Regions from separate parts of the Homo sapiens genome. Here region 2 is linked to region 1. Evidence: chromatin contacts called from ENCODE Hi-C or POLR2A ChIA-PET data. All regions are on one chromosome and are shown on one strand. The core of a region is the stretch at or near the end of the contact, and the rest is flanking DNA. Distances in the headings are between cores, read along the strand shown. Region 1 holds the start of CRLF3 (cytokine receptor like factor 3). Region 2 holds the start of ADAP2 (ArfGAP with dual PH domains 2).

Region 1 (4,405 bases), core at 228-2,727:
AGCCGGGTGTGGTGGCGCAGACTTGTAATCCCAGCTACTCAGGAGGCTGAGGCAGGAGAATCGCTTGAACCCGGGAGGCGGAGGTTGTTGCAGTGAGCCGAGATAGTGCCACTGCACTCCACCCTGAGCGACACAGCCAGACTCCGTCTCAAAAAAAACAGATTATATATATACATACTTATATATGTTTGTATATGTTTTATATATATATATAAAACCCAAAACATGTTGAGTCGTTAATGATGAGAATATCCAAAGACACTGTTAGCACAGCACTTTTCTACCATTTTCAGGTTATATGCAGCAAGGAAGTGCTAAGACGACCAACTAGATTAATATCAAGTATGACCCAGAGAAATTCAGATGGAATCCCACTCACTCAAAAAGCACTTATTAAGCAGTTGCGTTAATAGTACTCTGAAGATTATCCGTCCTATCGCCAATTGGCAGCGGGTTATATCTTTTTCTATATATATTCGAGGGTATAGAGAAACCATATGGCTTTCCTGTATCTTTGATAACTCTTGCCCTGTGAAACAGATAACTGCACCACTTGAAATTATATTTAGCTTTTCCTTTCAGCACTCCTCTCTTAAAATCTATTTTTCCATTTCTCTATACCTTTGTATTCCCTCTCTCAAGGAAAAGGAAATCATTTTCCTTCTGCTCTTCCAACATAGCTTCACCTTCACCTTAAATTTTAAACCTTCTAGAACAGGATTACTCTAAATGATTTTTTAAAAAGCATTCAAGATCGTATGACATATTATTCAGGCATTAACCGCATTTATTGTCAAATGCTACTGCTTCTCAATCCCTACCTCTCCCTCACTCTCGCCCCTTAGTCCTCCCCTTCCAATATCCATTTTGTCTCCACTTTCAGCTCTCCCAGGTCACTGTCCCACCTCTTCCTCAGGCTCTCTAAAATCAATGCCTCCCCGCCTACCCACCGCAGGTTTTTTACCAGTCTCCTCCTCCCCCGACTCATCACTACCCGCATGACCCCCTCGGATTCTGCTCTGGTCCCTCACTCTCCCAAACTTCGGAGGCCACCGCTACTCCCATCGCTGCCCCACAGTTTAGTGAACGCTCCTCACACCCTCCCTCCACCCCCAAAACTTCCCCTTACGACCTCCCCAACTCCCACCTTCCCCGTTCCCAGACTCCATTAGGTCTCCTTTCAAATGAATGCCTCTTCCCTACTCCAGAGTTTTCGGACAGTCCCACCCCTCAAAGCCCTCCCAGCCTTCGCCCGGCATCCGCGCCACCCCCGGGCCCACAGCGCCCCTGTGGGTGTGGCCCTCCGACCTGCCTCCGCGCCTCACGCAGCCCCTCAAGCCGGTGACCCAGCTCCCGCCGGTAGCTCTGCGCTGCCTCCACGTTCTCGCGGGCCTCCTGCAACAGCAGCTCAGGCTCCAGCTCCATCGCCCCCCTCATCTGGCCGCGCGGCCGGCGAAACCTAGCGCGGGTTCCCGACTGCACCGGGCGCCTCCAAGCGGCCCGGCGCGGCCTCGCGCAGGCGGAAGCACCGCCCAGCCCCGCCGCCCCATGCCCCACGACGACCTTGATTGACGGGCGCACGGCGGCGCCTCGCGCGGGTGGCGTCCGGGTCCCAGCGCCGCCCGCCCCGCGGCTCACCCCGCCTCTTCCGTGCTGCGGCACAGCGCCGCTGGTTGGGCCTCCTTGGGAAACGTGCTGAGGCCTGGCAAGGTTGATAACCCGCACCTTGCCAAGTGCTTCTCACAGCTCATCGCATTCTTGCCTGACCTTCAGCCCTACCTGTATCTCCATTGCTCAGATGAGGAAATTGAGGGATAAAGGGGGGAATCGGCCGGGCGCGGTGGCTCACGCCTGCAGTCCCAGCACTTTGGGAGGCCGAGGCGGGCGGATCCCTTGAGCTCTGGAGTTCGAGACCCAGCCTGGGCAACACGGCGAAACCCTCTCTCACCAAAAATACTACTACTATTACTATTACTACTACTACTACTGCTACTACTAGCAACACGTAGTGGAGCACGCCTGTGGTCCCAGTGGATCGCTTGAGCCCGGGGGCCGAGGCTGCAGTGAGCTGTAATGGAGCCACTGCACTCCAGCCTGGGCGACAGAGCGAGACCCTGTCTCTAAATAAAAAATACTTTTTTTTAAATTAAAAATTTTAAAAAATAGCGAATCGACTTTTCCAAGCCGCAGAATTTGAGCCCAGATCTGATGACAAAAGCCCTGGTCCTTAAGAGCAGAGCAGGCCTTAGGGGAATTTACTAAGACCCAGGTGTCAGCGGGGAGCAGTGGCTCACGCCTGTAATCCCAGCACTTTGGGAGGCCGAGACGGGTGGATCACTGAGGTCAGAAGTTCAAGAGCAGCCATGGCCAACCTGGTGAAACCTCATCTCTACTAAAAATACAAAAATTAGCCGGGTGTGGTGGTGGGCGCCTGTAATCCCAGCTACTCGAGGGCTGAGGCAGGATAATTGCTTGAACCGGGAGGCAGAGGTTGCAGTGAGCCAAGATTGTGCCACTGCACTCCAACCTGGGCAACAAAGCGAGACTCGGTCTCAAAAAACAACAACAAAACCCAGGTGTCACCACCCAGAAGCTCGTGGACGAATGGGGGATCCAAGAGAGAGGCCCAAGAGATGACCAGCAGGACAGCAATTCTGGCACAAGTCCAAGAAGGGTGTTGGCAAGTGTTATCTGTAAGGACCGTAGTGAATAAGCTGGGCTTGGGCTTGCCAGACCGGAAGGTATCTGTCACAATAGGTGTGACTGTATGTAATAAAACCTTATGGGCAGGGCATGGTGGCTCACACCAGTAATCTTGGGAAGCTAAGGCAGGAGGATTGCTTGAGCCCAGGAGTTTGAGACCAGCCTTTGCAACATGAGGAGACCTCCTCTCTACAAAAAGATTTAAAAAAAAAATTAGCCGCGGGTGGTGGCGCCCTCCTGTGGTCCCAGCAATTCAGGAGGCTGAGGTGGGAGGATTCCTTGAGCCTAGGAGTTAGAGACCAACCTGGGTAACATAGCAAGACCCTATGTCTATAAAAATAAAAATAAATAAATAAATAAGTAAAATTACAAGGAAAACTTCCATAAAACCAGGACATGAATCTTGGTCTCATTCAACTTTGTTTTCTTAGTCTGATGGAAGGCAAGAAGTGTGTATCTAACATATCTACACTATACCCAAAAACAAAACAAATAAGAAAATTGAAGGAAATATTCTAAAACTGCTTACCCCTAGACTTGACATTTTTAGATGCATTGTTTTTAAATTTAGAGCATGAATTCCTAAAGAGTAAATGTTCTCGAGGAAACTGGTTTAGAAGTAGATGTCAGCTAGCCATCAGACAGAGTTTTACAGAGATATCTCCATGGCATCACATTGGTCCAGAACTGACTTTTCAAGTGTACCCAGAGGATTCCAGGGAACAGACTCTTGCTAATAAGACTCACAAGAAACAAACTAAGCAGCTTGCCAATTTATTTATTTACAACAGGAATATAATTGTTGAAAAAAATCACAATAGCTGGAAAATCAAGTTATAACCAGAGAGTTGGATTCAGATCAGAATACGTTGGTCATCTGGTCAGCAAAGGCTTTTTCCCTCTCCTGTCTCCAACCTCTTCTCAGAAAGCTCCTAACTGGGCTGGGTGTGGTGGCTCATGCTTGTAATCCCAGCACTTTGGGAGGCCTAGGTGGGTGGATCACGAGGTCAGGAGTTCAAGAACAACCTGACTAACAGGGTGAAACCTCATCTCTACTAAAAACACAAAAAATTAGCCGGGCTTGGTGGTGGCGCGCACCTGTAATCCCAGCTACTCAGGAGGCTGAGGCAGGAGAATTGCTTGAACCCAGGAGGCAGAGGTTGCAGTGAGCTGAGATAGTGCCACTGCACTCCAGTCTGAGCGACACAGCAAGACTACGTCTCAAAAAAAAAAAAAAAAAAAAAAAAAAAAAGAACGCTCCTAACTGTACTGGACACATAGTTGACAATTTTTTGCTCTCTGACTCCACCTTTCATTCCAGCTTTTTTTTTTTGAGACAGGGGCTTGCCTGTCACCTGTCACACAGGCTGGAGTGCAGTGACACAATCAGGGCTCACTGCACCCTTGATCTCCTGGGCTCAAACGATTCTCCCACCTCAGTCTGCCTAGTAGGTAGGATTATAGACACCTGCCAGTAGACCCAGACACTTCTTTAATTTTTTTGTTTGTTTGAGACAGAGTCTCCCTCTGTCGCCCAGGCTGGAGTGTAGTGGCACCATCTCGGCTCACTGCAACCTCCACCTCCTGGATTCAAGCAATTCTCCTGCCACAGCCTCCAGAGTAGCTGGGATTACAGGCGCCCACTACCACACCCAGCTAATTTTTGTGTTTTCTTTTTTTGTTTTTGTTTTTTTGAGATGGA
Region 2 (4,201 bases), core at 1,400-3,899, 97 kb after region 1:
TGGGTAACTTAAATCCTCTGAGGCTCAGCTTTCTCTTCTGTAAAGTGGCCTGATGTGATGCTGCCCTCTGAGGGTGTCATGAAGCTAAAATATGATCAAATGTGTGACGCTCTTGTAAAAAAAACACTCAGTAATTGTTCATTAGCATTGTCCTACAACCACCACCACCAAAAAAAAAAAAAAAAAAAAAAAAAGAAAGAAACAAAGAAAAGAAAAAAGAAGGGAAAAGAAAAGAAAGCATTATAAACAAAATACCAGAGTACATTGTTTTGCTCTGAGGATGCCTGAAATGCCACATTAAGGCTGTTTGATGGGAACCTCCAGAAATAAGGAAGGGAAGAGGGGAAACTAAAGGAATCTCTCAATCTCTGGCTCCTCACTATGAATGAGATACTGTATGTTCTCTTGGATTGGCTATTTTTTTTCTTTTTCTTTTTCTTTTTTTTTTTAATTTTTTTTTTTTTTTTTTGAGACAGAGTCTCACTCTGTCGCCCAGGCTGGAGTGCAGTGGTGCGATCTCGGCTTACTGCAAACTCCGCCTCCTGGGTTCATGCCATTCTCCTGCCTCAGCCTCCCAAGTAACTGGGACTACAGGCGCCCACCACCACACCCAGCCATTTTTTTGTATTTTTAGTAGAGACGGGGTTTCACCGTGTTATCCAGGATGGTCTCGATCTCCTGACCTCGTGATCCGCCCCCCTCGGCCTCCCAAAGTGCTGGGATTACAGGCGTGAGCCACTGCGCCCGGCTTTTTTTAAAGTTTCTGAGATTCAACCAGAGCCTACTTAGAACTGGGTTGGCTTTTGTGGGACCTACAGGGAGGTGGCAGTGAGACCTAAGGTGTCAGAGAAGCAAAGGAGCACAGACTGGTGAAGGCTCGGGTGCCGAGGAAGCACCCCCAGCATCACAATTTTGTCCCAGTGTTGGGCAGAGGAGAAATGTCCTTAGCTTGTCTCCTCTTCTCCCTCTCTCCCTCTTTCCTTTGCCTTCATACCTTAAGTTGACTTTCCCATCTTTCTCCTGGGAGATTTATTTCTGTCCCTTTTTTCATCTAAAGCAACGGAAATGAATCATCTTTCAGCCGGTTTAATAAACAGCCCCATGCCCCCTGACCCCAGCTGACTCTCTCACTGGTTCCTCTGTGGCTGCTCCTGGGCTAGGCCTCACCCCCTCACAGGCAAGACCCCCTCATGGCTGGCTATTCTTGGTAATACTCTCCACCCTCCCTTCCTGCTCAGTCCTGGCAGCTTGACCTCCTCCACCCCAGGGATGACGGGAATCACACACAGCATTCCAAGCGACAATTCCACAAGCTGACCATAGGGGCAGGGGAAGCAAGGAGGCCACCATGTTTGGAGGGTTTCTTTGTGCCATTTCAATGACCCTATTAGTGGATCTTACGCTCTCCATTTAACAGTTGAGGGTTTGGAGGCTCAGAGAAGTGAAGGAACTTGCCCAGAGACAAACAGTTGGGAAATGTGGAAATGAAGGAGTCAACATTTAAAGCCTGAATTTCTGGATTCCTGAATTCATTCCATTACACCATATTGCTGTGCGTGTGTGTGCACGTGTGTGCTTGCGCCCGCATGTATGTTGAATGGGAGTGTGGGCAGGTCAGCTAGAACATCAGCTGCAATTCACCAGGATGGAAACCTGATTTTATCCTGAAGGTTAACACCTGTCTATCATATGCATATGGCTTAATGCATCTGTGTGCATTAAGGTATTAACCTACATAGAAGATGGCAAGTATGTACAGTATATATTTCACCAGGAGGCCCATGAGTCATTGCAGATGATGTCAAGGAGTAACGAAGATGATGTCAAGCAGTAACAAAGATGGGAGAGAGGGAAAGAGGAAATGAAATGCCCACATTTAAGACCACCTATACCCTGCCTTCACCTCGCGGTGATGGAACTTCACAGGTTAAAGTGCCTGGCTGTGTCCACCTTGGTGAAACCACACTTTTCTGGTGAACAAAATCATGCAACTATTAGTTGGACTTCTAAAAATGTGCAGGTATCATTTATAGGAGCAATATGGAATACAGACATAAAACTGCTGACGTCAAACTCCCTGGTGTGGACATGTGTATGTGTCTGCGGTCAGAGAGTGGAATTAACACAAGTATATAAATAACCGTGATGCAAGGTAGATAGAAAGTGCTCAGGTCCAAAACAAATAGACAGATACTACAAGAGTATTCTTGGAGACCCAGAGGCTGGAAAGATTACTCCAGGCAGGGTATCACAGAGGGCTTCCTGAGGAGGTGGCATTTGCATATAAATACGTCTCCAAATAGATGTAAGATCTTACATTAACAGAACGCTTTAACAGAAGTTAGATTCTGGTTAATTTTCCAAGAAGCGCTGAGATGCAGACATATGCCCTTGTTCCTCTTTCATAGACGCGGAAACTGAGACCCACAGAGGTTGAATAGGTTGTCCACAGTCTCGTAGCTACCAAGTGACAGGCCACGATTTGATCTCAGGCCAGTGTGTTAAACTCCAATTTGCGTGCTCCTGTCCCTCCCCGCGCGTCGGCGGAGCTCGGGGCCGGACTGGACCTGCCGAGGGAGGGGCGGACAGTCCTGACGGTGCGGGGCGGGGCTGGCGGCTGCCCAGGCCTGGCTGAGGCGCCGCGGCCGGGTCCCTCTCCACCTGCCGGGCGGAGCGCACGGGCCATGGGCTGAGCCCCGCTGAGCCCGCCGGGCCGGCCATGGGCGATCGCGAGCGCAACAAGAAGCGGCTGCTGGAGCTGCTGCGGGCGCCGGACACAGGCAACGCGCACTGCGCCGACTGCGGGGCGGCAGGTAAGGGCGCGGCGGCGCGGGCAGCGCGAGACCCCCGGCCGGACCCCAGGCCCACCCGACTCCTCCCCTCGGCCCCACCGGGTCCCGCCCTCGGCCCCCTGGACCCAGACGTGGCACCTGCGGGCCCCGACCCCTCCCACCCACACCGTGAACCTCTCACCCGAGCCCCGAGGGCCGTCTCCACCACACCCTGCCCCGGCCCCTACGAGCCCAGGCTCTGCTCCCCTCGCGGGACCAGATGCGCATCTTCCCACGTGCTTGGACCCGGACACGAGAGCCGGCAGCCTAGAGCCCTTCCAGTCCCGCTCTCTTCCCTGGCCAGGCACCCGACCGCCCGAGTCCGGGCTCTCGATGTCTGCGCACCCAGGCGCGCCCCACGCCCTCGGACTCAGACATCCCAGCCAGGGCTAAACGTCGGGCCCAGGCCGCCGACAGTCCTGTGCCCCCTGCCCGCTCCCAGACGCCCCCCGAAGGCCTCCCCAGCGCCCCACCTCGGGGACGCCGAGGGCCCCCTAACTCAGCCTCCCCACCTGCAGCTCCGCGCCGAGCCCCGCGGTGCGCCCCCCGCGCCCTCCTCTCGGTTCCTTCTGAGTCCCTTCACTTCCACGTCGCGCAGCCTCAGACTCTCTCCCCGGGCCCTGAACTGCCTCCAGGATCTTCACCCCGGTCGCCGCGCAGCGGCCGGTGGGCTAACCAGAAGGTGCCAGGCTGGCCGCTTAGTTCGCCTTAGGTGGGAGAAGGGGCGCCCCACCTGCCCCAGTGCCCCGAGCCCAGCCCTGGTTTCTTCACCGCGCTTTCCGCTCAGCTCCTCTCCTGCCTCATCCCCTGCAGATCCCGACTGGGCCTCTTACAAGCTGGGGATCTTCATCTGTCTCAACTGCTGCGGCGTCCACCGTAACTTCCCTGACATCAGCAGAGTTAAATCTGTGCGACTTGACTTCTGGGACGACAGTATTGTGGAGGTAGAAAGGCATGCCCGTGGAGAGCCATGGAACTGCGGGACTGGAGTAGAGGCAGCGGGCAGGGGGCTCCCATTCTACAGAGGGGGAAACTGAGAACCAGAGAGGGGCAAGTCTAGCTAGAGGAAACACAGCTTATAAGATGGCAGCTTAGACAGAGGCCGAGAGTTCAAATTCTGGCTCTATCATTTGCTTACTTTTTTTTTTTTTTTTTTGAGACGGAGTCTCGCTGTGTTGTCCAGGCTGGAGTGCAGTGGAGCAATCTTGGCTCACTGCAACCGCTGCCTCCCGGGTTCAAGTAATTCTCCTGCCTCAGCTTCTCAAGCAGCTGGGATTACAGGCGCCTGCCACCACACCCGGCTAATTTTTTTGTACTTAGTAGAGACGGGGTTTCACCATGTTGGTCACGCTGGTCTCGAACTCCTGACC

Evidence for each region. Hi-C counts contacts between places; a loop is a spot of excess contacts on that map. ChIA-PET counts read pairs that join two places held with the same protein, here RNA polymerase II (POLR2A). Pooled maps may share reads with other maps.
Region 2: a loop to region 1 is called in a pooled map, with 2.1 times the contacts of the local background. The contact joins the promoter of ADAP2 here to the promoter of CRLF3 in region 1. A Hi-C loop is called at or near these places in 2 of 50 pooled maps. POLR2A ChIA-PET finds 5 or more read pairs at or near these places in 5 of 52 experiments (H1, K562, OCI-LY7 and 2 more).

Annotation. Positions count from the first base shown.
Region 1 is chr17:30,823,215-30,827,619 of GRCh38, forward strand. CRLF3 (cytokine receptor like factor 3) reads right to left here and starts at 1,478. Exons shown (of 8, transcript NM_015986.4): 1 at 1,309-1,478. The coding sequence starts at 1,437. RefSeq lists a silencer at 1,390-1,769 and an enhancer at 1,477-1,771.
Region 2 is chr17:30,919,296-30,923,496 of GRCh38, forward strand. ADAP2 (ArfGAP with dual PH domains 2) reads left to right here and starts at 2,650. Exons shown (of 11, transcript NM_018404.3): 1 at 2,650-2,813; 2 at 3,645-3,775. The coding sequence starts at 2,720. RefSeq lists silencers at 2,391-2,830, 2,971-3,020, 3,181-3,340.